Regions from separate parts of the Homo sapiens genome. Here region 2 is linked to region 1. Evidence: read pairs that join two places in POLR2A ChIA-PET (ENCODE). Cell type or tissue: MCF 10A. All regions are shown on one strand. Links, peaks and the distances in the headings refer to the core of each region. The heading gives the core; the rest is flanking DNA.

Region 1 (8,918 bases), core at 4,258-6,757:
ACCCTAAAAAAACTGGGGATAGAAGGAACATACCTCAACATAATAAAAGCCATATATGACAGACCCACAGCTAGTATTACACTGAACGGGGAAAAACTGAAAGCTTTTCTACTCAGATCTGGAATATAAGGATGCCCACTTTCACCACTGTTATTAAGCATAGTACTGGGATTCCTAGCTAGAGCAATCAGACAAGAGAAAGATATAAAGAGCACCCAAATTGGAAAGGAAGAAGTCAAATTATCCTTGTTTGCTGGTAATATGATTTTACATTTGCAAAAACCTAAAGACTTTAAAGAGAACTGTTAGAGCTGTTAAAATCAATAAAGTTGCAGGATAGAAAATCAACACACAAAAATCAGTAGCCTTTCTATATGACAACAGTGAACAATGTGACAATGACATTTTTAAAAAAGTAATCTCGTTTACAATAGTCACACATAAAATTAAATACCCAGGACTTAACCAAAGAAGTAAAAGATCTCTATAATGTAAACTATAAAACACTGGTGAAGGACCTTGAAGAGGACACCAAAAATGGAAAAATATTCCATGTTCATGGATTGGAAAAATCAATATTGTTAAAATGTCCATACTACCAATCTACAGATTCAATGCAAACTGTATCAAAATACCAATAATACTCTCCATAGACATAGAAAAAACAATTGTAAAATGTATATAGAACCACAAAAGATCCAGAATAGCCAAAGGTAGCCTAAGCAAAAAGGACAAAATTGGAGGACTCACATTACCTGACTTCAAATTATGCTATGGAGCTATAGTAACCAAAACAACATGGTACTGGCACATAGACCAATGTAACAGAATAGAGAACGCAGAAACAAATCCACACACATACAGTGAATTCATTTTTGACAAAGGTGTCAAGAACATACACTGGGGAGAAGACAATCTCTTCAATAAATGGTGCTGGGAAAACTGGATATCCATATGTAAAAGAATGAAACTAGACCCCTATCTTTCACCATATACAAAAATCAAATAAAAATGGATTAAAGACTTATCTCTAAGACCTCAAACTATGAAATTACTACAAGAAAACATTGGGGAAAAATCTCCAGGACATTGGTCTGGGCAAAGACTTCTTGAGTAAGCCCACACGCACAGACAAGTAAACATGGACAAATGTGATCACATCAAGTTAAAAACCTTCTGCACAGCAAAGGATACAGTCAACAAAGTGAACAGACAACCTACAGAATGGGAGAAAATATTTGCAAACTACCCATCTGACAAGGGATTAATAACCGGAATATATAAGGGACTCAACTCTCCAGGAAAAAAAATCTAATAATCTGGTCAAAAAATAGGCAAAATATTTTAATAGAAATTTCTCCAAAGAAGATATACAAATGGGAAACAGGCATATGAAAAGGTACTCTATTGCTCAACATCACTGATCATCAGAGAAATGCAAATCAAAACTATACTGAGATATCATTTCACCAGAGTTAAAATGGCTTTTATCCAAAAGACAGGCAATAACAAATGCTGACAAGGATGTGGAGAAAAGGGAACCCTTGTACACTGTTGGTGGGAATGCAAATTAGTAAAACCAGTATGGAGAACAGTTTAGAGGTTCTTCATAAAACTAAAAATTGAGCGACCATACGATCTGGCAATCTCACTGCTTTTGGGTATATACCCAAAAGAAAGGAAATCAGTATATCAAAGAGATATCTGCACTCCTCTGTTGCTGCACTCTTTACGATAGCTAAGATTTGGAAGCAACCTAAGTGTCCTTCAACAGATGAATGGATAAAGAAAATGTGGTACATATGCACAATAAAGTACTATTTAGCCATAAAAAAAGAATGAGATCCAATAGTTTGCAACAACATGGATGAAACTGAAGATCATTAAGTGAAGTGAAATTATCCAGGCACAGGAAGACAAACATTGCATGTTCTCATTTATTTGTGGGATCTAAAAATCAAAACAATGGAACTCATGTACATAAAGAGCAGGATGGTTACCAGAGGCTGGGAAGGGTAGTGGGAGACTGGGGGCAAGGTGGGGATAGTTAATGCATACAAAATAAATAGAAAGAATGGATAAGACTTAATATTGATAGCACGATAGGATGATTATAGTCAATAATAACTTAATTGTATCTTTTAAAGTAACTTAAAGAATGTAATTGGATTGTTTGTAACTCAAAGGATAAATGCTTGAGGGGATGGATTAAAAAATTGTAAAAATGTTTATAACAGCATTATTCATAAGAGCCAAAAAGTATAAACAACCAAATTTCCATCAGCTGATAAAATGGATAAATGAAATGTTGTACATCCATACAATGGAATATCATTTGGGCATGAAAAGGGATAGAGTACTGATACATACTACAACATGGATGAACCTTGAAAACATGCTAAATGAAAGAAGCCAGTCACAAAAGATCACACATTGTTTGATGCCATTCATATGAAATGTCCATAATTGGCAAATATATAAATGTATAAATAGATTAGTAGTTGCCAGTGGCTGGAAGGTAATGGGTATGGGGGGTGGATGGTAATTAGTACAGATAGTTTCCAACTTATGATGGTTTGACTTATTATTTTTCAACTTCACAACAGTGCAATAGAGATTCACATTCAATAGACACCATTCTTTGAGCACCAATACGACCACTCTGTTTTTTACTTTCAGTATCGTGTTCAATAAATTACATGCAATATTCAATACTTTATTATAAAATAGGCATGGTATTAGATAATTTTGCCCAGCTGTAGGCTAATGTGAGTATTCTGAACATGTTTAAGGTTGGCTAGGCTAAGCTATGATGTTCAGTAGGTTAGGTATATTAAACGCATTTTCAACTTATGAAATTTTCAACTTATAGTGGGTTGAGGATGTAACCCTATCGTAAGTTGAGGAGTGACTGTATAAGGCTTATTTTTGGAGTGATGACAATGTTCTGGAATTAGACAGTGGTGATAATGGCAGAACTTTGTGAGTATACTTAAAACCATGAATTGTATACTTTATGTGAATTGTATGGAATGTGGATTATACTTCAGTAAAGCTGTTAGTACAAAAGAAGAAGAAAAGAAAAAACTTCCATAGCTTTCTGTTGCCCTTAGCATTAAGTACAAGGTTAGTTGCCCGGAACACCAGAGCTTTACTCCTACATAAATGTCCAATCCCTGGCATGCACCATGTCATATGTAGCCATACTAGATTGACTTGTCTCCATTATTCCAATAAGCTGTGTATGAGTACACAACTGTGCCTCTGCTCCTGCTGTTACCTCACTCTGGCATGTTTCATTTGCCTTGTTTACTTGGTGAACTACTACTTACTTCTCAGGAAGCAGCTGAAATCCTCTCCACTCTCCCAGGCCATGAAGCGTTACTCACTTTTTCTCTCTGCTACAACTGTTCTCAAAACATACCTCTACCATTATTCTTCTTACACTGTATGGCAATTGTTTGTGTTCAACTGCTTGTCTGTCTCCTTAACTAGATGATGAGTACATTGTGGGCAAGAACTATGTCAGATTTACTTATTTCTTCCCAGCCTCTAGCACAAGGCCTGATACACTAAAGTACCTATTTGTTGATTGAATAAATAAATATAAGTAGATTATCAGTTATTCATACCATGTTGCCTCTCCACTTTGTCAAAGAGATATCCAGTGCTCCATGAGCTGGCAACAAGGTTTGAACACATGGAAGGGTAGAACAAGCTTATTTGGGAGCAGGGAGAGGGTAAGCCTGTCCAGGACACTGCAATGCAGAATGCTGGATGACCAGAAGGCCAACAAAGGCATGTGGCTGGGAGAGAGGATGTGGGGTCACTGTGCTTCAGACAAGCGGCAGGCATTGAAGAAAAGACCAGTAAGTACTCTTCTAATTCAGAGGGGATGGCCAGTCAGTCAGGATAGGGCAGTACAGAACAGGGAGGGCCAAACTGTCTTGGCTTAAAAGGCAAAGTAAGGCCTTAGAGTAGTTCTTGAGTCACTGCCTATCATGGACGTCTCCTGAAGGATGTGATATCTGAGAGTTTGGCTCTCTTGACATGGCCACAGAGACTCCTTCTGTGCAAGTTAGAGTGGTCAGACAAATACCCCTGTCTTTTAAACCTTCCTGGCTTTCTAATTTCACAGGGAGCCCTACCATGTTTCCTTATGGTCCAGACCAACAATTTTGAACCTGCATAGCCTTCAGTCAGTAAGACCAGTTGACCCTAGCCCAGTCTAGTAGTTTGACCGGTTGCATGAAACTTTGAATAAAATGTGGCCCATACGAAATGAAGTTGAAATGCCAGAATTGTCTTGGTATACTGTAGAAGAAATTCTGCCTCAAGTCTGTAACATAGAAATCTTGCCTGAGTTTCTAGCCTGCTGGCCTGCCCTAGAATTTCTAACTCAAAATCGTGATTTCAACTCTTGCCTGAGTTTGCAGCTCCTGGTCTGCCCTACAAATTTTGAATTTGCCAATTCCCAAAATCATATGAGCCAACTCTAAATCAATCTCTCTCCTTCTCTTTCTCCCTTCCCTCCCCCACTTTATATATATCCTATTGATTCTGTTTCTCTAGAGAACCCTAACTGATACACCCAGCAAATGGAGAGACAGTTTAAGAGAAAATGTGAAATGCGTCTATTTCACAATCTCGTCTAGGGACAACTTTCTCAGGGGAAGAATAGCTTCCATCAGTGGCCTGTTCATCATCTTTCAGTTTCTAATTCAAAACAGTTATTTCTTTGGCCAGCAAAGCTCAATTCAACAATAGACATTTCTGATTAAATGCAGTCAGAGGCCTGTGACACGGAGGTTGCCAGCAAGCCCTTATTTTTCTGTTACTTCAGTGGCAGAAAGACAGTTTTATTTTTCTTTCCCAGTGTCAGACAGAAGCTAGTCTGAAACCACTCCTGTCTCACTCTGGGTGTGGTTCTGATTAGAAGCCAAGGAGCTCAAATGAGAGGAGTTTTTAGGAGCAGTGATTTAGCAGCAAATATATGCCTGAGGCAAAAGCAGCAGGTTCTGCCACTTCTAGTTTTAGCTGCTTTGCCTGAACTTGAGGGTTTTTCCAATTATCAAGTTTCTCTGCAGTGTACTGTAAAGAAGCGAGATAATATGTTTTACAGGACCTATCAGCATCTACAGACAAGGTGGGCGCTGAACACCATGCACAGCTGTGTTAATAATTAAGGGAGCCCTAGGGAAGAAGAGAAGGTTATTCTTGTTCGAATGATGTGAGGAAAGAGAAAGTGCAGAGGGAAAAAAGTCATTTCAATGGGATCTTTACCTCTCTTCTAAAACCTAGGAAAGCATTGCTTAGTTGTTTGCCTATTTAGATCAAAACATAAAAACATTTTGTACAAGACACTTAAAACTGTGATTAATTCAAATTGCTCAAGTGTTCCCTTCCTCTGTATTCATAGTCATGATCCTCTGCCAGCGCCAGATGTTTCTAGGAGTGGTTAGCTCAAAAGCTCACTTGACATCATTCCGTGGCATTCTTGCACTGATGTTTAACAGAGGACACGAGGCTTGACTCACACCTTGGCCAGAGACTACATAAATTATGGCAAGCTGTAAGGAATCATAACCTCCCTTTCTGATTGGGGCCAGCTTTGTGCATCCACAGCTTTCTCATAGGAGAAAGGGTTCCCTTGACCAAGACAGGGATCCTTCCATGTTTTTGAAGAAGGGGAAGGTTCCAAACTAAGAGCAGGAAGGAAATTGGGCTGGTGATTCAAAAGCAGAGAAACACACACTGTGCGGCTGATATGAAAGTTGATACCATGTCTGAGAGCACAGAATTACAAGATGTGGTGTTTATCCTCTTTTACGGATGCTCTTACCTTGTGTAATAAAACAGTGCACTGCTTCTTAAATTTTAATGTGCATGTGGATCACCTGGGGATCTTGTTAAAATGCAGATTCTGATTTGCTAAATCTGGTAGGCTCAAGATTGTAAATTACTACCAAGCCCCCAGGTGATATCTAAGCAGCTGGTCCTTAGAAAACACTTTGTGTACAAAGTTATAAAACTTATGGTAGGCCTCCAAACAGGTCCCTAACCTCTAGTGTTGCCCAAGTCCTGTCAGTCATACAGAAATGACCAAGCTCTTCTCCCTTGTGGTTTGCAGTCTAGTAGAGAATGAGCCTTGCGTGCACATAATAGGATCGATGCCACAGGGAGGTAGAAAGGGCTGGGATGTTCAGAGGGAGCAGGGGTCATTTTCAGCTGCCAGGGGGAATTGCAAAAGCTTCAGAGAGGACATTACTTTTAAGGAGGATCATGAAGGAGAGATGGGACTTAGGCAGAAATGCAGTGAGGGCTTGCCAGGAGGATGGATCACCAGAAGTAAAGGCACAAAGGCTAGAAAACGTGAAGCACTGGCAGGAAATAGCATGCAATTCTATTTGACTAGAATCTGGAGTTTCTTCTAAGCAGAAAACAAGATGGACAAATAAGGTTGGTCAGGTAGTTTAGGACCAGATTACAGAACACCTTAATGTCATGTCATACAAAAGCCTTCAGACTTCATTTGGTAGGTGAGGGCAAGAACTGACTTTTCTTTAAGCTCCAAAGTGATTTGATTGGGGCTGTACCTTAGATTCTAGGCCTAGAGATCGCTCTGCTGAGAGTGGATAAAATAGGTCAGGAGGGAAGACCCTGAAGGAAGGCAGACCAATTAGGAGGTCATTGTTTAGTCGGCCATTTAGAAAATATTTATTTATTTATTTTTGAGAAAGAGTCTCACTCTGTGGCCCAGGCTGGAGTGCAGTGGTGTGATCTTGGCTCACTGCAACCTCTCCCTTCTGGGTTCAAGTGATTCTCCAGCCTCGGCCTCCCCAGTAGCTGGGATTACAGGGGCCCACCACCACGCCCAGCTAAATTTTGTATTTTTAGTAGAGATGGGGTTTCACTGTGTTGGCCAGGCTAGTCTTGAACTCCTGACCTCAGGTGATCCACTCACCTCAGCCTCCCAAAGTGCTGGGATTACAGGCATGAGCCACTGTGCCTGGCCTAGAAAATATTTATTGATCTCCTATTCCGTTTCCACCACAGTGCTAACAACTTGAGCAGGGAATTAATACATGCCTGTCCTGACCCCTTGTGGTACTTACAGTCTGAGGAGTGCTACAAAGAAGTCCGGGGTACTAGGAGAGCATGAAACAGAGACCTAAAAGTCTGGGGGGTGGTCAGAGAAAATTGTTCTGAGCTGGTGACACTTTTATCCAGATCTGAAGAATGAGGAGGATTTAGCCAGATGAAGAGGAAAGTGAAAGGAAACTGTAGAGGGAAAGCTCCCCACAAAGGCCCAGAGACTAGAGAGCCTGGCATGTGCTAAGACAGAAAAAACTAGAGCATGGTTGAGGTGGGGAGAAGCAAGGGAGGAAAGTGGGGAGACCCAAGGGAAAAGAGACATAACTGTTGGCAGGGGTCATATTTGAGCAGGACTTTTGTAGGCTAGGTAACAGTTTTGCACTTTACCTTAAGGGCAATGAGAAGACATTCGGGATTTTAAGCACAGGAGTGACTTGAGATATAGGTATCAGAACAACCCTTCTGTGTCTTTGCTCTGTGGAGGATAGATGGGGGCAGGGAGCAAGATTTGATGCAAGAAAGCAAGTTATGAAGTGTCTGAGTGAGGCCGGGCGCAGTGGCTCACGCCCGTAATCCCAGCAATTTGGGAGTCCGAGGTGGGCAGATAGCTTGAGGCCAGGAGTTCGAGACCAGCCTGGCTAACATGGTGAAACCCCCCTCTTTACTAAAAATACAAAAATTATCTGGGCATGGTGATGTACACCTGTAGCCCTAGCTACTCTGGAGACTGAGGCACGAGAATTGCTTGAACCTAGGAGGCAGAGATTGCAGTGAGCTGAGATCGTGCCACTGCACTCCAGCCTGGGCTACAAAAAAAAAAAAAATGTTTTAGTGGAACAGACGAGGTGATAGGTGTTTGGTCTGAGTGGAAGTGAGGATGGAAACAGGTAAGCAGACACAAGCGAAAATAAGGGAGTAAAATCAGCAAGAACTGAAGAATGTGAGGAAGAATGGAGACGGAGAAGGCAAGAATGATTCCTGAATTCATAGTTTGAGGACTGGATGGATAATGGTACCAGCCACTGATGTAATGAACATAGGAGGAGGTGGAGATTCTGAAAGGAGTAAGGAAGAGGAGTTCAGCTGAAGGTCCTGTGGAACATTCTGGGGGAGATAAATAGGAAGATGTATACACCACTTGAGTTCAGGAGGGAGGTCTGGGCTAGGGATATGAATTTGGGAGTCAAAGATACAGATGGTGGCTGAAGCCCTGCAGTCTCATTCTGATCCCAGTGCATTCCTCCCAGCCCCCAAAGTCCTTCAGGGACAGACGTTGCAATGAACAGGCTGATACAGAAGCCCAGATTCTCCCATGACTGAGGAAAAGGAGGTAAATCACAAATAGAAATTTTGAGAATGTCAGAAAAATTATGGCGTCTTTAGAGTTGGTATGCAGCCCATCAAGGTGAGGAACAGTTCTCATTTAATGTGTGAAATCTGACAGGTAAGTTACCAAAAAAAAAAAAATTAAGACTTTGCAGGCAAATTGTACATCAAACAGCTTGAGTCTTGGGTCGGTTCTCCCTGCTCAGTTACCCAACATGTTTTTTATATATCATATTCTATATATATATATACACACACACTCAGAGTGTGTCAGCTAATTCCAGTATTAGCCTAAAGAAAACCATAATTAGGAACACCTGCTGCTGCTGGAAAAATAAACTATAATACATTCGCAAAACAAATACAAATGACCTTCGCCCCAGCGTTTTAGATTATTTGCACCACTTTGCCCTTTCGGTAACCTAGATAATTGAGTTGGCTGTATTTATAAAAATAAAGATGTGCATTCTAAATAAAACAATGCAAGGAAGGTCACT
Region 2 (8,918 bases), core at 2,697-5,196, 210 kb before region 1:
TTTCTCACTGGAAGATTATAGGAAAATATTTTTACAGTATTCCTCCAATTCTAAGAATGAAATAAAAAAGTTCACTGTAAACTATTATAAATATTTGATATAGTGATGTCACTCTGAGGCTCAGGAAAAGAACCAGGGCTTTGAATGTTCAACTCCAGGCAGTTAACTTTCAGAAAAAAATAAAAAATAAAAAGATGCTTTGCTCAGAACTCAAGAGGAAGCAAGAATAAAAGGAGGCTTGATTTAAATGTGTGTGTGTGTGTGTGTGTGTGTGCGCGTGTGTATTCTCCCTTTGTATGTGTATGGTGATTTTCAGGAAGCCCAAGCATAGGACTCAGTTTGACATGCTTCCTAAAATATTATGTCAACTCTCAAGTTTTACTTGCATCAGTATTAAGTTGGCTCATGAGGAAAAGGAATTATTTGTTTTCTGATTTGAGGCAGGAGTTTGTTTTTTGCCCAGACAGTGAGTGAACTTGAAGGGCTTAGAAATAAAGGGCCTCCCATAGAGAAAAGGCAACCTGGACAGAAATGCAGGGGGTTGGCAGTAGAGACTAGAGGTCATTTGATCTCTTTAAGCCATGGGAGCATCCTGGAGTCTGATAGTTGGCTGGATTTTGTTTTCCATTTAGGATCACAAATTAGCTTAAAATTGTCCACATTGGATTCTTGAATCCTGAGCTTCTTGGCATTGCCTTCAACTGGTGTGGAAAATTGAGAAAGGTTTCCTCAGGCTTACTCAGGTTTCCTTGAATGTACCAGTAACTATTCATTAAGCAGAGGTTATTGGGTCTCTTTACCTCATATCCCTAATGCCTGGTAGATAGTAGGTTCTCAGTAAAAGTTTGTTAAATAAATGAAAGACTAGATTAATCTTTCTAACTTGTTTTTGCATGTTACGAACATTCTTCCTTGTAGCATTATTTCTGTTTTTTATTGACAAAAGAAAAATCAACACCAATAAGCAGACTGAACGCTAGATTGAATGACTGTTCTGCTAGAGGCCACAGTAGCAACTCAAGTCCAGGGAGATGCAAGCAGTGCCAGCTTTGGGGCTGAGACCTTGAGGACTGGCCTGAAAGCCAGCTGCTACTTTTCTTTCACCTGTAGTTGCATTTAGAATACCTCCCCCACATCCCAGGGATATCAGTCTTCATTACAAAGAAATGTTTACATAGAAACAGTTCTTTAACTGTTTCACCAGATTAAAAATTTAAAAAAAAAATCAGAAATACTGTGACTCTGATGCCTCCTGTCATGTATAGTTTAGGAAGTGATGAAGTTACAGACAAAATCCAAAAAGGACACTGGGAGCTGTCTCATTTTCAGTCAGATGTTGATTGCCCATTTAGAGGCTGGATTTGCATAGGTTTTTACTTACCAAGATACAGGTATGAATAGTGCCTCTTTTTATTGTGTACAGAAAGCAAAGTCCACACAGTAGAAGAGACAAGAGCTGTCATTTCAGATCCACCACAATCATCTTTTGTGCCCAGAGGATAATCAGTCTTTAGGTTTAGCGCTTGCAATTTCTCCTTATGTGGCAGTACAAAGTAACCAAACAAGAGGTTATGTTGGAGAGTGGCATGGGAGGGGTAGTCTATTAGCAAAATGAAAGAGTGAAAGAACCAGAGAGCTTACATTTCACCTTTTGTTTTGTAGTACTCAGCTTCTACGCAGGAAAGCAAAACAACACAAAACAAAAGCACCCTGTAGAATATTAACTGGACATGTATCTCGTGAAATAATTCCTTACTTAATTTACCAATGGGGAAAATGGGATTGTCACAATATATAATATTAAGGTGGTTGCTTTAAGGTTGGATTCATATACTATACACTGGTTTTTCTGAGTTCCATTTAAAATATGTAATGACAAATTCAACAAGACCCATGGCACAGAGGTGGGGATCACATTTAACCTCAGTACCCAAGTGAAGAGTTTGTATTCGTCCTCTGAAAAGTAGGCACTTGATAATGGCCCAGTTGGGGGTGCTGTTTTGTTAAAGGGTACATTGATATTTTAAAAATTGTTTGCTGTCTGTGATCCATGAGGATCCTGAAGAAAGGATGGGGGCATTTCTTTCAGAAGTGATTTTGAGAAAAAATTAAACTCCCAACTCCTTTATGTCAGCATTTTCCCCTAAGTAATTGGACAACATGAAGAGAAACCTTATTAGCTCACCCAGATATATGAAGTGAAACATAGTACATGTTATAGAGTTACATTTTATATTTAAGGACTTCCCAATAAAATCATTAGGGAGGGACTGGGGTACCATGCCTGTGTAATCTGATATGTTTCATGAATGCCTATAGCAGCGGCCTCAGCTGCAGACAGAGGCTGAGGCTGTGTCAATATGCACTCTGCTCGCTTTCTGAAGCCAGGGTCAAGGCCAGACTCAGATTGACAGGCTCGTCAAGGGAGGGCCTTTTTTGAGAAAGACCTTGGATTTTGGCGGGACTTTTTTGTGGTGTACTTTATATGTTTACATTTATTAAATTAACATTGTAATGCAAATGAAAATGTAGGGTCAAAATACATAACCTGATCTGGAGATAGTGTTAAACATCTGCATGTGAGGCAGTTTGTGAATTTGAGGCCTTAGGTAAATGGTCATCACGACATTTAGACATGACATCAGAACCAGGGAGGAGACCAGTATGAGCAGTGAAGGGCTCCATGTCTGCCTCTAAACTTAAGTTCAGGGTAGGTCCCGCTCGCCATAGAAGATGAGTTGAAAATCAGTGTTACCCATCTAAATGAGGAGGAAGGGCTAAAGCCTGTGGATTGACTAGAGGGAGGGTCTGGGAGTTCTTTTTATAAACTTATATGTATATTTTTAATTGACAATAATTGTAATATTTACGGGGTAGAATGTGATATTTCAATACATGCATACAATGTGTAATGATCAAATCAGGGTATTTAGCATATCCATCACCTCAAACATTTGTCATTTCTTTGTGTTGGGAACTTTCAAAATCCTCTCTTCTAGCTATTTGAAAACATAAACTAAATTGTTATTATCATCACCCAACGGTGCTGTAAAGCACTACAGTTTATTCCCACTATGTGGCTATAGTTTTGTGTCCATTAACCAGCCTTTGGCTATTCCCCAACCCCCACCCTTCCCAGGCTCTAGTTACCACTGTTTTACTCACTGCTTCTATGAGATCAACTCTTTCAGCTTCCACATATGAGTGAGAACATGCAGTATTTGTATTTCTGTGCCTGGTTTATTTCATGTAACACAATGTCCTCCAGGTTTATCCATGTTTTGGTGGGACTTTTGACTGACTCGCAAGTTGCCCCTCTACCCCATGTTTAATAACCTGGTTTTGCTGGGGAATTCATATAGATGCGCTGAGATTCAGTGCAGCAACAATACCAGGGCAGAATGCTTTTGCTTTCTAACTGAAACTCCCCCTCCAAAGCTCTTTTGTGATTGAAAAGTGGATAGGCTAGAAAGATGTGTCCTAGGGCTTGGCATTTCACAGTGCTGAAAAAAAGACAAGACTACCTCCATATTTTGTGAAGAGTGTGATCATCATCATCATCACATCATAAAAGGATCTAAAATGTGATTTGATTTAGAGAACTCTCATGCACATACTTTGAACTTGCACAAGTCATTTTGTGGGATGACAATGATGATGATGATGAGAGAAACTCTAAGAAGCTAGATTTCTGGGATATTGTAGTCTCCAGCTCTGTCATTTACTAATCAGGCACATGAAAATTGTGGTTCTGAATATATATTCTAAATTAACAGGAAACAGCTAGGCAACCTAAGATCTGATTTTAAATTCTTTTACAAATGTGGGCTTTTATTCCAATATTCATTAAAATGCAGTGGTTCAAGTGACTGAATCTGTAACCTGTGTTAAGTGAATGTTTTTTGGATAAAAGTTACATTTTTCACTTTCAAGCCTAGATCATATAATAGGCCTCCTTGTTGCCTTGTGTCTATCCCCAAAGAAATCTCTGTAATATTTTTAGCCATCTAAGAAAACAGTTCAGACAGAGGCACTCAGAAACGGTGACAAGCAATGACAGGAAATGCTGGTTGCACTGGGCTCCCTCATAACTTAGTGAGGCCACAGCTGGCTGATTTGCTTTTAACTTCCTGTTTGGCGGCTATTTGAGTCAAAAGTAGCTGTGTTTTCCATATAGAGTTTTTTTTTTCTTTATTCTGTAAGGCCACAATAAATCTGTCACTGGGCTGCATGTTTTGTATATTTTATGAACTGTATCATGTGGTTTGAGTTTAATTTGGAAGGCAGTGCTTTTACAATCAAGGTCCCTCCCCCACCACACGTGCAGCTTTGTGGTCTGGGATTGCATGGGCCTTCGAAAGTTTATGGCTTTATTTACACAATAGTGATTGCTGAGGAGGGCATTTCCTGCCAGCTAATGACTGGTTGGAAGGACCAACAGTCCAAATCCACGGAGAGAGGACCATTCATTAAATGCCAGGAAGCGACCAGGCTGCTTTTCTCATGAAGCAGTGGGGAGAAAGTGAAACCACATTCTGCCCTTTGAAGAGCCCAGAGCACCATGGGCAGAGCTGGGTATGGATGTGGTGCCTCCTCATCCATATGGACAATGGAGCTACTTTTCCTAACAGGGACAAACTACTTCTTTCTCATAGGTTGCCAAATCGGGCCTTTGATGGGAGGGCATTTCCTATAGGTCGATGGTCCAATAGAGACTGGCCAAATAAAGTTGAGGGCCCTGAATTTGCCATTAACGTCTGCCAGATAATTCTTAACTCAGAGGTGTTACAGCTACTTGAAAACCTTTAATATCACATGATTGAGTTTCCTAATTGGTTGAATAACTCATCATTAGTAAAGTGGACAAAAACTTGGAAAGGAATGGAAAGAATGGTTTGTTTTCAGGGTCAGTTTAGCAGGTTACAGATATTTTACTTTGATCTCGTAATATAATGAAGGTAAATAATATACATGAAGAGTGCTTTGCCTTTAGTGGAAGTACCATTGAGAGCTGTAATAGTAATCATTTAACCCATGACATTTCCAGGAAACAGTTTTGTCCTCAGTATAATTCTTGCCTGCTATAAAGCAGCTGAGGTGTGAACAGTTTGGCATTGATTTAGAGCAAAAACAGAATAAGATCGAGGCTGGGTTCACATCCAGGAATCCCTGACTTCCTGGCCTGCCCTTCACTCCCTTAGCTTCCTAAGCCTTCAATTTGCTAAAAAGTTAAATGTTTATAAAAGACAAACATCTGTTCTGAGTTCTTTGGTAGGTACCTCCATATAAAGGAGGCTATGTGACAGCGCCCCCCACCCCCAACTCCCCTGACTCCATGACTTGGCTTGGTCCTTTATCTTGAAATTTAAATTTCTTTCATATCTTCCAAATTTGGTGGGGGGATGGCAGGGGTGGGCTGAATCTCTGAAATAGAGGCAATCACTGATGGCCAGACACCTGCATTTCTTCATGGGATTGAGTAATCTGTTACATGCAGAACAAACCAAATATTAAGTTTCATTTTTGAGTCTGGCAAATGTCATTACATGCTTTTTAAATATTCAGTAATCCAGGGATTGCTGGTCATTACCAGTTCACAAAAGTGAAAGGGTTTTCTGAAGTTTAAAATGTTCCACAAATAAACCGTATACTCATTACTGTTGTTATTATTAGATGATGCCCAGAGCAGATTTATAAACAAAAAAGCGGCTGATGAACAAAAAAATATATATTTCAAAATATGATTTTAATTTTTGAACATTTTTGAGTTTGAATGTTAAGATACACTAAAATTTTGAAAGCTCAGATGAAAGACCGTATTCGATTTAGAAACTGGTTTGGACTAAGAACAAACAACGTTTTTTGTAAGTAGATTGGCCTGAATATTTACAAACATTTATAATTAGCAACACAGCTGTATGTATGTATGTATGGGTTTATTTATTTATTTTTATTTTTGGAGTTGAAGTCTCACTCTTTCGCCCAGGCTAGAGTGCAGTGGTACAATCTCAGCTCACTGCAACCTCTGCCTCCTAGGTTCAAGCGATTCTCCTGCCTCAGCCTCCCAAGTAGCTGGGATTATGGGCACCCACCACCATACCATGCTAATTTTTGTATTTTTAGTAGAGATGGGGTTTCACCATGTTGGCCAGGCTGGTCTTGAACTCCTGCCTCAGGTGATCTGCCTGCCTTGGCCTCCCAAAGTGCTGGGATTACAGGCGTGAGCCACCGTGCCGGGCCCGGACATTATTATTTTGTTTAGCAAAACCTTTCTTTATAGGTAATCTAAAATACATATTTCAAGCTGATTCAGGTTCAGTTATCACAATCTAAACTAGTGGTGTCAAAATTAATATAGGTTTACTCTACTGTATTTGGAGCCAACAGCATTACCTTGTGGTATTAGAAAAGCCTATTTATTCTATCATTGTAATTTTCAAGTGGTAGGCAACAACTCATTAGTGCATAATGAAATCCATTTAGTAGGTTGTGACTAGCATTTCTATTAAACAGAATTGCATTAAATAGACAGTAAGAAAATATCAACATGTGTCATGTAGTAAGATTAGATATATTGGGTGAGACTGTTATTTCAAATCCATGCACCTGTTACTGAGTTAGGATGTAAAGTGTGTTTCTTACTATTTGTTGCCGTCAGAAAGGTTTAAAAGTCAGTGTTTTAGTGGATGTTATTTCTGTGTCAGAAATATTTTTCCTCTCTTTTTTGAAGGGAAGATGGTCAAGGGATGCTGAAGGCTTTCATGATAACATACCTAGTGCTGTTGGTTCAGTACCCTGATAGTTATGTGTCTGCTTTTCAAACTGAACAGTAAGATATTGCTATAGATGTGCTATAAGATTTAATGTCCAAGGTATTTTGCAATCCTGAAGGCAGAAACTTTATATATTATGTATTTACTAAGTGCTATTGCTAGAACATTGGGACACTGAAAATAAAACTATCTGGGAACAAAAGCCAAAAACGGATGTTTAACAACGACAACAACAACAAAATGACAACTAAAAACCTTGGGACAATTGGGTGTGAGGTGCTTCGAATGGCAAAAGAATTATCCAAAAATTTTAAATGTTGGAAGAAAATCAAGCTCATTTTAATAAGTTAAATATAAGTTAAAGGGCTCAAAAATTGTTTTTGATTTTCATAAATCAAAAATGGTCATAGCAAGAGAATGTGTTTGCAAGAAGAAAACAAGCTGATTCATAAATATAAATGTTTATGCTGGGAAAAAAACCTGTGGGTGTCTATTTTTTCTGCGGTGAACAAAGGCACACTTTAAAATGAATTTTAAAATTGTAGATGAGGCATAAGCTGAAAGTCTGTTAAATATACCTAAAATATTAATGGGAAAGATTACAGAAATAAAGAAGAAAATAGCCACATAGTCTTTCCAATCACTTTTTTTGTGCTAATGAGTATTGAGCCTAGTAGTAGGAAAACATAAGATTCACTCACATGAACAGATAAGAGATTAACTACTGAATGCAACCCATTAGGAGAAGTCTGGCCTTAGAAGTCTGGCCAATTTGTGCATATTCCTTAGAATTAAATAATTGTCAGGGGGAGGAAAATATTGCCTTCCGGGGGTACTATTGCATCTCCAGTAGGATCATGAGGAGTTTGTCTTCACCCTCACCTCTCCTGCAGTTCCCTCCCATTGTCATTAAATCTCTTTCTGCCTGGGACATATTGAATTCTTTCCCAAAAGTCTCTTCCTGTGGACATCCTTCAGAGCCTTAAAGCACTGTTGCTTCCTCAACTTTGAGACTTGACATACAATAAGGCTTTATAGATATTTAAATGTTAAACTGAAGTTACTGCTCTGAAAATGTAATGTCAGCTTCTTATGAGTTAGTGACTAAACTCTGTCATTGTGAGTTTGTATCTCCCTCCTCAGATATAATACATTTAAAGATTAAGAATAGAAAAAGACTTACAGATCTACTGATTGTGTAATTAGCAATCAATTTATGAAATGAGATGTAAAACAAATTAAGGACCATAATAAAGGGTTACATCATCACCAACAAAACCCGTTATTCTGTTTATGACGATAAAAACTAAAAAATGTTGAAGGGTGAAATTGCATACATGCTCTGATCCTGAGAGCTAAAGGTTTTAATTCTTTCTTATTCTGATGTTAAAGCTTTTTAGAAAGCAGTAATACATATTTTGGGGGGTTATAGGATACCTTTGCCCATAAGCATCTGTTTCACTGTAAACATGTACAGAGTAGTATAGAGTCAGTTGAATAAGGTGTGGGGGGTTTGAGTGTGAGTTATTCAGGATTTTCAGCTGTAACAAGCATGTAGTTGACTGTTCTAGGCAAACAAAATTAGTCATTGTTTTGGGTGTCAGCTACCTTTTTCACGTTAGCCTTCTGGGATTTTTTTGTTATGGGATGCTTGACAAATTAATAGTGATAAGCAAAAGCTCTGTGAGAGGGAGTGCTCAAGCCAACTAAACACCAACTTATCATTCATTTCATGCAGCACTCTAACTTTCATCAGGCTGTCTGGGAAATATTGTGACGTTTTATATAATATTACATTTGAAACTTTAAGGTATACATGGAACTCAAGACCTTTGACAGGTGAGTTTGTTTTGTTTATTGTAAGTGGAAATTTCCTTCAGTAGGCAATGAGACTGTCAAGGCAAACTTTCTTGTAGAATGGAGGAGGAGAAAGGAAGGAGAGAAAGAGCTGCATGGTTTCCTAACATTTTGTTTGGAGAACTCCTTATACCGCATTCCTCATTTTCATGAAATCCAAAAGAAGGTTGAAATGCTGTATTGCTGTTAGCAGAGTTTTCCCTAAACTAGTAAGTGAGGGAAACCCCTTCTTCCCAAGAATTGCAACCATTAGCACTCTCAGGAAGCCTGCAATGATTTGGACATAAG

What was found. Peaks named below come from ENCODE experiments on the same cell type or tissue, not always from the same donor. Only the 100,000 strongest peaks of a DNase experiment are listed, where the experiment ranks them.
Region 2: POLR2A ChIA-PET joins it to region 1 with 13 read pairs; 2 of 35 experiments call an interaction of 5 or more read pairs at or near these places.

The regions. Positions count from the first base shown.
Region 1 is chrX:132,267,464-132,276,381 of GRCh38, reverse strand. All of the region lies in intron 2 of RAP2C-AS1 (RAP2C antisense RNA 1), which reads right to left. Among named protein-coding and RNA genes, the nearest start is that of RAP2C, 52 kb to the right of the region's middle. In MCF 10A, for the core only: no CTCF peak of the experiment used is centred there; DNase peaks (open chromatin) are centred at 4,951 and 5,481.
Region 2 is chrX:132,476,290-132,485,207 of GRCh38, reverse strand. The region is part of intron 1 of MBNL3 (muscleblind like splicing regulator 3); the gene reads left to right. Among named protein-coding and RNA genes, the nearest start is that of MBNL3, 8.3 kb to the left of the region's middle. In MCF 10A, for the core only: no CTCF peak of the experiment used is centred there; no DNase peak of the experiment used is centred there.